Regions from separate parts of the Homo sapiens genome. Here region 1 is linked to region 2. The links are chromatin loops, found by intact Hi-C in ENCODE. Cell type or tissue: ovary. All regions are shown on one strand. Links, peaks and the distances in the headings refer to the core of each region. The heading gives the core; the rest is flanking DNA. Region 1 overlaps EN1 (engrailed homeobox 1). Region 2 has its middle 220 kb from the start of THORLNC.

Region 1 (4,392 bases), core at 322-4,321, 440 kb after region 2:
AATGGGCAAGAAAGCAAATTACATAATAATGACATTCACGTCTATACACTTTACTGACACAATCATGGGGATGGGTGACCACCTTCTCCTCCTCTCGCTGGGTTAAAGGAAAGAGCTCTTGACTTTGATCTCTTGGATAGAGGAAGGGGAGCATGAGGAATGGGGTGGTTCCTAGAGTTGCTGCTCACACCGACCTCTGTCCCAGCCTCTGGACCTGGTAGTCTTGGGGGACTTGAATATCCTAAGAGGCCACAATAGGGAGGGGAGAAGGGAGTGTAGCCAATTCCTAGACATTCAAAATAGTAAGGTTCTCCAATATATAGAGTTGAGCATCCTTAACATCACATCTGATGTGCTGGGAGGGTGAAATGGAATGGGACTCTTCCTGAAATTCTGAGAGGTATTAGGAGAAGGGTGCTCCAAGACACAGGCCTCAGACTGTTTAACAGGAAAGCCTGGAAGGCTTGAAGAGTCCAAGCCCACTCCCCAAGGCAAGCAAAGCACAGGCTTTTGACTACCAGAAAACAACTCCCCTAGACCAACCCCAGGGAAGGGCCCATCTCACTGCTTCTAACTCTGCCCACAAAGATTGGTTGAGCACCTATTATATGCAAGAGTTACTCCTCCAGAAAACAATGGGCAGATGGAAGGAAGGAAATTAATTGCAATAAAGTTGGGAACCCACAGCAGTGTCAAATGCACCCTCCAATTCCACTCTAGCCGCCAAACCCTTATGTAGGGATTTGGAGGGGACCTAGGCTTCCTGGGATTGAGATCTAGCCCTGTTAGTTCCCCGGCCAGGAGCAAACAGTACATTGGGCCAAATCAGGGAAAATTTTTCAATAAAAAAGGTGGAATAACTAGCCATTATCATTTTGCACAAAATCAATCCTACAAAAACAGTTGAGAAACTCAAGGGAAGAGCACAGAGAACAGGGATCTCACACATGAACAAACCCAGCAAACACACCTGCAGACATTCCAGTGTGCAAACACAAATTCATGCATGTACACACAGTGAACTCACAAACGTCCAATTGTGTATCTAATTAGAGAAGAAAATCAGTTGCACAATACTCACGGGTACAGGAATACACAAAAAACTGGTAGGAACTTAGGTGCACCAATATCTGCACATTATTGTATATGCACACAAGTATGTGTGGGCACCTGCCCGTCTAGCTGCACACGTGTGGGTATATACATACATATTGCCGAAGAGAGAAAAAATGTGGGAGTGGAATTTACAATTTAAAAAAATCCTGGACAAAGATAATACCTCCTGAGAAGGAAACTTCCCTTCCTCCCCTTAACCTCTTAAGATCTGAGAGCAGCTCCTGCTCTGGAAGGATGGGCCCCAGTGTTAGCAGCAAGAGGCCAGACATTTCCTTCTGGGAACCCAGGGTGTCCTGAGGGCCCTGGGGGCTTCTATGTGCGCCCCCCTTGGTGAGGAAGAAAGTTAGGCTTTGTTGGGATGCCTAAGGGAACCCTCTTTGGTTTAGGGCCCAGATACGGCAGACGTGCGCCCACCTCGGGTTCAAGGCCCAAGCAGCCACTCCGAACAGCTTTCCCAGCATTTGGGCCTCCTCTCCTCCGGCATTGCGGGCCCAGGAGATCCGAGCCCCGCGAGGCTCCGCAGGCCGCCCCCGGACCTGCTGCTTCGCCAACAGAAGCCCTCCCGCAAACGAAGTGCAGTGAGTCCAGGCGGCCAAGAGGCCAGGCCAAAGTGCCCCTCGCCCAAGCGGGCTGTCGGGGAGGGAGGAAGGCAGGCCCCCTTCTATCTCTGGATAAAAAAAATCTGCAGCAAAACCTGCACCAGGGGAAATAAAAGAAAGAAAGAAAAAGAAAAGTGCAGGTTGGAGTGAAAAGCAGTTTGTACAGGAGGAGGCCGCCACTGGGCTGGGCCTGGACCGGTGCGGGGAGCTGCCCCGCAGCCCAGGCAGCGTTTCCGAAGCCAGGACTGTGGTTGTCGGCCTTTGAGTTCCCTTGAACGCAATCGGAGACCAGGCGTGTCCCGCCAGACCCTTCAGACCCAGGCTAAACCCAAATCTGGGTCGCGCTTCCCCTTCGCCCTGCATTCGTTGTGCGGTGATCGCAAGGCCCGGCCGGCTCCCCGCCCGGCGTGCGCAGGGGCGCTGGGGCGCTGTGTGCCCGGACCCACGTCCTTCCCGAGCCCGCAAACAGGAGAGCCGCCAGCGCTCGTGAGCACAGTGTACACTTTATTTCAGACTACAGGTTTCTGAACATAATAAAATCTTTGGCTTGTAGCGGCGGTTCAGTCTCGCAGTCTGTGGGGTCGTATTTCTCAACAAGTCTCCGGAAAACGAAAGGGGGGCAGAACAGACAGACCGACAGAAGGGACCCGGGAGGTGGGGGAGAAGAGGTGGGCAGACACGAAAGGAAACACACTCTCGCACACAAAGAAAAGTCCCAGAGAAACCAGGGCCGGCGATGCGGGTCGGGAGGCACCGGAGAAGCAATGACATTCAAATGAAAAAGGCAACGAAAACGAAACTGGGCGGGGGCAGCGAGGCGGTGGGGGAGGGGATAAAATAATTATAATAATTATAATAATTATAACAATAATAATAAAGGAGATTAATAAAAATGTCCAGCAAATAGAGATCGCTACACGTATGTGTTTTCCTTACCTGAAATTAAATATATACAAGGTCGTAAGCGGTTTGGCTAGATAGAGCTTTAAGGAGTTCGCAGTTTCGTCCCTTATACTGGGAATAGAGAATGGATCTTATTTTTCGATAGCACCTGTCCGAGTCTTTCTCCCTTTTCAAAAATGCTGCGTTTCAACGTCATTGTCCATTCTGAGGCTCTCTTTCTGTCTCTCTCGCTCTTTTCCCTGCGCTCCCTCCCTCCTTGGAGCAGATGCTTTCTCCCCCAGCGAGGGGCCGGGAGACGACGGCGGCGGTGCCGGGAGGGGGCGCGGGCGCGGCCCCGGCCTGTGGCGGCTACTCGCTCTCGTCTTTGTCCTGGACCGTGGTGGTGGAGTGGTTGTACAGTCCCTGGGCCATGAGGTGCAGCGCCAGGCCGTTCTTGATGCCTGTGGCTTTCTTGATCTTGGCGCGCTTGTTCTGGAACCAGATCTTGATCTGGGACTCGTTGAGGCTGAGTTCCTGGGCCAGGGTCTGCCGCCGCTGCTCCGTGATGTAGCGGTTTGCCTGGAACTCCGCCTTGAGTCTCTGCAGCTGCTCGGCCGTGAACGCGGTCCGCGGCCGCTTGTCCTCCTTCTCGTTCTTCTTCTTCTTCAGCTTCCTGGTGCGCGGACCTGCAGCGGCGGAGAGGGCCGGGGTGGGGTGGGGGTGGGGACCGAGGGCAGAAGGGAGGGGGGAGAGGGCAAAGGAAGCCGTGAGAATAGCATTGCCGAGCTGGGCCGCGAGCCCCGCGCTTCCGGGGCGATCTCGGAGGCCCTGCTGAACCCCTGGCTCCCTCCCGCCAGCCAATCCCTGGATCGAAGTGCCCCTCACCAGACCACTGGGGTCCCCGGGTTCCCTTTGGGAGGGCAAAGGAGCAGTGAAGGAAAGCTGGTTGAGGTTGTAGGTGCACCCCACACCCCAATTCTCACAGGACAGTCAGGGACAGACCGAAATCACAACATTTCCAAGCCAAGAAGGCAGGAATCCAAGATGAGGAGATATTTGGAGCTCATATGGCCCAGCCCAGAGTTGGGGGTCAGGGGCCTGCTGTCCTCACCGCCCCGGAATAGATAGGACTGGGGCAGTGAGGGCAGGCCCTGGGGGAGTCGCCAGCCTGCAAACAAATCTTCCTCTCCTCCTCAAGAATCATACCTACAGGAGAAACTACAATAAGACCCCATCTGCTTGTAGCTATTGACCTCAGAAAACAACGGGATAGTGAGCCGGCTGGGAGAGGGCTGCTTAGCTCCAAAGTATTTGGTGTCTGCCCCCCTCCCCGCACCCCTCCCTCCCACACACACCTCCTCGCCTTCTTTCTCTTTGGCCTAAAGGAAGCCTTTTCTAGGGTCTCAGGGATGCAGGGACCACCCCTTCTCTGAAGGAGAAAAGGCCCTGATCCATCCTCATGACCCTGGCTCTGGGTTTTCAGCCTTGCCCCTTGGATGGTGCCAATAAGAAAGGGAGGGCCTTCCACATTCCTCTAACCGGCTGCGTGGGGCAGGGTCTCTCTTATCTGGGTCTTCCTTATCTCCCCTTTCAACTGATGCAATTTCAGGATTAAAAACTCCTGAATAACAAAAACAAGCCGGATTGGCTTTCTCTGCCTACTGATGACATTTGCAAGGAGACTGCAGCCCCTTCCCCCACCTATGAGCAAAAAGGAGAGGGAGGGAAGCAGGGACAATCCAGAAAAAAAAAAATGTGCTTTGACCACCAGATAGGAATGGGAAGGGGCCACAGG
Region 2 (4,392 bases), core at 189-4,188:
TTCATGGTTTAAGGTCTTAGATTTAAGTCTGTAACCCATTTTTATTTGATTTTTGTATATGGTGGGAGAGAGGGGTCTAGTTTCATTCTTCTGCATGTGGTTATCCAGTTTTCCCAGCACCATTTATTGAAGAGACTGTCTTTCCCCCAGTGCATGTTCATGGCACCTTTGTAAAAAATGAGTTCACTTTGGTGTGTGGATTTGTTTCTAGGTTCTCTATTCTGTTTCATTGGTCTATGCCTGTTTTTATGATAGTACCATGATGTTTTGGTTACTATAGCTCTGTAGTATAATTTGAATTCAGGTAATGTGATTCCTCTACTTTTCTTTTTTTGCTTAGGATAATCGTTTTCTATTCTGGGTTGTTTGTAGTTACATATACATTTCAGAATTGCTTTTTCTATTTCTGTGAAGAATATCATTGGTATTTTGATAGGGACTGCAGTCAATCTGTAGATTGCTTTGGGTAGTATGAACATTTTAACAACATTAATTCTTCAAATCCATGAACATGGAACTTTTTTTATTTTTTGGTGTCCTCTTCAATTTCTTTTATGTATTTTATAGTTTTCTTTGTAGATAACTTTTACTTCTTTGGTTAATGCCTAGGTATTTAATTTTATGTGTGGGTATTGTAAATGGGATTACTTTTCATGTTTTATTCTTTCACATTGTTAACTGTTGGCATATAGAAATGCTACTGATTTTTGTATGTTGATTTTGTATCCTGCAACTTCATTGAATTTATTTTTTAGTTCTAGTAGATTTTTGGTGTAATATTTAGGTCTTTCCAAATATAAGATCATATAATCTGTAAACAAGAATAATTTAACTTCTTCCTTTCCAATTTGGATACCCTTAATATCTTTCTGTTGTCTGATTGCTCTAGCTAGGACTTCCAGTACTATATCCCAGTACTGTAACAGTGGTGACAATGAGCATCCTTTGTTGTGTTCCAGACCTTAGAGGAAAGGCTTTCACTTCTTCCGCATTGAGTATGATACTAGCAGTGTGTCTGTCATATACGGCTTTTTATTATGTTGTGGTATGTTCCTTCTATCTCCAGTTTTTTGAGAGTTTTTATCATAAAGGGACATTAAATTTTATCAAATGCTTTTTCACCGTCAATTAATAATATGGTTTTTGTCCTTCATTCTGTTGATATGCTGTATCACATTGATTGATTTGTTGTATGTTGAGCCAGACTTGCATCCTGGGGATAAATCCCATTTGGTCATGATGAATGATCTTTCTAACGTATTGTCAAATTCAGTTTGCTAGTATTTTGTTGAGGATTTTTGCATCAATATGTATCACAGATATTGACCTACAGCTTTTCTTTTTATGTGTCTTCATTAGGTTTTGTTGGTATCAGGGTAATACTGGCCTCGTACAGTGAGTTTGGAAATATTCCCTACTCTGTTTTTTGGAATAGTTTGAGAAGGATTGGCGTCAGTTTTTCTTCAACTATTTGGTTGAATTCAGCAGTGAAACTATCAGCTCCTGTGCTTTCCTTTATTGGGAGACTTTTTATTTACAGCTTCAATCTCATTACTTCTTCTTACTTGTTAGGCTGTTCAGGTTTTGGATTTCCTCTTGTTTCAATCTTGGTAGGTTGTATGTATCTAGGAATTTGTCTATTTCCAATTTATTGGCATATAGTTGCTCATAGTGGCCACTGATGATCCTTTGAATTTCTGAAGTATCAGTTATATTGTCACCTTTTTCATTTTTGATTTTATTTATTTGGATCTTCTCTTTTTTTCTTAGTTATTCTTGCTAAAGATTTGTCAACTTCATTTAACTTTTCAAAAAACCAACTTTTGGTTTAATTGACCTTTTGTGTTTTTTATTTCAATTTCATTTATTTCTGCTCTGATCTTTATTATTTCTTTTCTTCTACTAATTTTGGGTTTGGTTTGCTCTTGCTTTTTCCAAGGTTTTTAAATGGTCTGAGAATCCTGGTATGTGAAGAAAATTGTTTAACATTGTGTAGCTATATTTTACTAAACTTTCTTACCACACTGCAGGGTATATTTGGCACATGTGTTCACTAGTTATTTCTAGAACTGAATTTAAATAGGGGACTTATAAAGGAGTGATATGGTTTGGCTCTGTGTCCCCATCCAAATCTCACGTCAAATTGTAATTCCCAGTGGTGGAGGAGGGACCTGCTGGAAGGTAATTGAATCATGGGGGCGGACTTCCCCCTTGCTGTCTCATGATAGAGTTCTTACAGGATCTAGTTTTTTAAAAGTGTGTGGCACCTCCCCCTCCTCTCTCCTGCTCTGGTCATGTGAAGGCTGTGCCTGCTTCCCCTATGCCTTCCACCATAATTGTAAGTTTCCTGAGGCCTTCCCTCACTGCCTGCAGAGCTGTGAGCCGATTAAACCTCTTTTCTTAATAAATCACCCAGTCTCAGGTATGTCTTTATAGCAGTCTAAGAAAGGACTAATACAGGGAGCGTGGTTTTAATACATGGCCTCCAATTCTGTGACACTCCTCCTTTCAAGAGTTAGGGTCTATGTCTGCTCTCCTTGAATCAGGGTGGGTTTATGACTACTTTAACTTATAGAGTCCTGCAGAAGTGCTCTGTGCCTGGATACACATGCCCACATAGCTTCTGCCACATTGCATTTGGAGTCCCAAGCCACCATGTAACCATGATGCCACTGGATGTCTAACTATCCAGAGACTACCAAAATCATGAGACCACATCCAGGTGTAGTGGTCAGCAGCTAAGCCCAGCCATCTCCTCCACTGCGTCAGCATGTAAGTGAAATCATCTTGGATCTTCCAGACCCAAATTATGCTCCAACTGAATACCACCACCAAAAGACCTCCATTGCTACCATGTAGAATAGATGGATCACTCAGCTGAGCCCTGCTTGAATTCCTGACTCACAAAATCAAAAGAAATAATAAAACAGTTGCTTGAACCTCTAAGTTTGGTGTTAGTTTTTTGCATAGGAATAGATATATCAGGGTAGGGGTGTTTAAATTATTATTTGTGGGTGAGAAACCTGAGTGTCTCCTCTGAGACATTCCAAAGCTAGAAGGACCAGGACCCACTAGCGAAAGCTTAGAGTCTGGGGATACCAACAGATCAGCACTTTGATTCAATTTGATAAACAAGTCATCAGTTTAGCATTAAGCAAAAAATGTGAACAGAGTGAGAACAGGTTGGAAACAAGAACGTTTTTGGACTGTTATACCTTACCTTTCCTGCCTGATATATGGATGTGCTAGGCTGAGACAGAGCCACTGCCTTGCTGCATGAACCTAAATCTTCTGATGTAGACATCAAGGAACCAACCACATTTTCCTACCACAAGGGGCTTGGTCTCTCTCTAAGATATAATCATGCATTGGATGGAACATGGAGAAGATTCTGATGTCTTTATGTCCATGGGGAGGAAATAAGTGATAGTGATAGTAAATTAATTTCTGGAAGGGTCAGATTAGCTATGACTGATCACCGGATATCATAAAACCCAAATTGCTTGATTCATTTCCTTTATGATTCTGCCCTCCACCTACACAGGACCATCCAATGGTACTCCAGTGAGTCAGTGGTTCCTTCCTTTATACCTGTCACTACTCTCAGTTTCTTTATCTAGGTTCTTCCCTCTGTTTATGTTACATCAAATAATGTATTAATCAGGAATGGACTGCTGCCTTGGCTGGCTCTGATACCTTCCTATTTATTGCGTTCCCAGACTGCTCTCCTAGTGAGCCTAGACACATACCACTTGATCCTGGAGTATGATATGGATGAAACCACTGGGGATGAGGGAGAAAATGTGCTATTCTCACACGGACCCCACAGACGCATATTGAAATGGCTGATGCTTATGTGCAAACACTCTCTTATCCAATTAGTCATTAGCACTTGATAATGACACCTCCTATGTATATTACTAATCCAACACATCCTCTCAATCACTGCTCTAGTTCCGACACTCATCATTCTCTTCTTATATAACATTTGCCTTCTGACTCATCTCCTTTCTTCCAGTTTCTCCCCAGCTGTTGTCTGAGGAGTTTTTCTAAAGCACAAATCTGACATATTGCTCTCCTGCATAAGATTCTTCTCACTGCATACAGGGCAAAGTCCAAATTTTATAATGTTACCATATTGGTCATAGTCCAGTGAAAAAGAAACTATTCTAGCTATTTTAAATAAGTGGAATTTAATAGAGGGAACTGGTTACATAGCTAATGAAAGATGATAAGGCAATGCGGACATTAACGAGGAGGAGGTGGGAGCTGCCATCATTGAGGTAGGGGCTCTATTAGGACCTTCAGCCACAAAAAAAGATGATGTAGCTGCTGCCAGAGAGGTCCCCTAAGGCAGAGCAATACCCTGGTTTCTGTCCTGCTTTCACCCTC

Evidence for each region. A loop is a pair of places that touch in the nucleus more often than their neighbours do. Peaks named below come from ENCODE experiments on the same cell type or tissue, not always from the same donor. Only the 100,000 strongest peaks of a DNase experiment are listed, where the experiment ranks them.
Region 1: it touches region 2 in a loop (5-fold over the local background); 1 of 110 quality-filtered maps calls a loop at or near these places.

The regions. Positions count from the first base shown.
Region 1 is chr2:118,839,972-118,844,363 of GRCh38, forward strand. EN1 (engrailed homeobox 1) reads right to left here. Exons shown (of 2, transcript NM_001426.4): 2 at 2,200-3,283. The coding sequence ends at 2,967. Among named protein-coding and RNA genes, the nearest start is that of EN1, 5.5 kb to the right of the region's middle. RefSeq lists an enhancer at 2,272-2,852. In ovary, for the core only: no CTCF peak of the experiment used is centred there; DNase peaks (open chromatin) are centred at 2,490 and 3,220; H3K4me3 peaks cover 396 bases.
Region 2 is chr2:118,400,314-118,404,705 of GRCh38, forward strand. No RefSeq gene overlaps it. Among named protein-coding and RNA genes, the nearest start is that of THORLNC, 220 kb to the left of the region's middle. In ovary, for the core only: no CTCF peak of the experiment used is centred there; no DNase peak of the experiment used is centred there.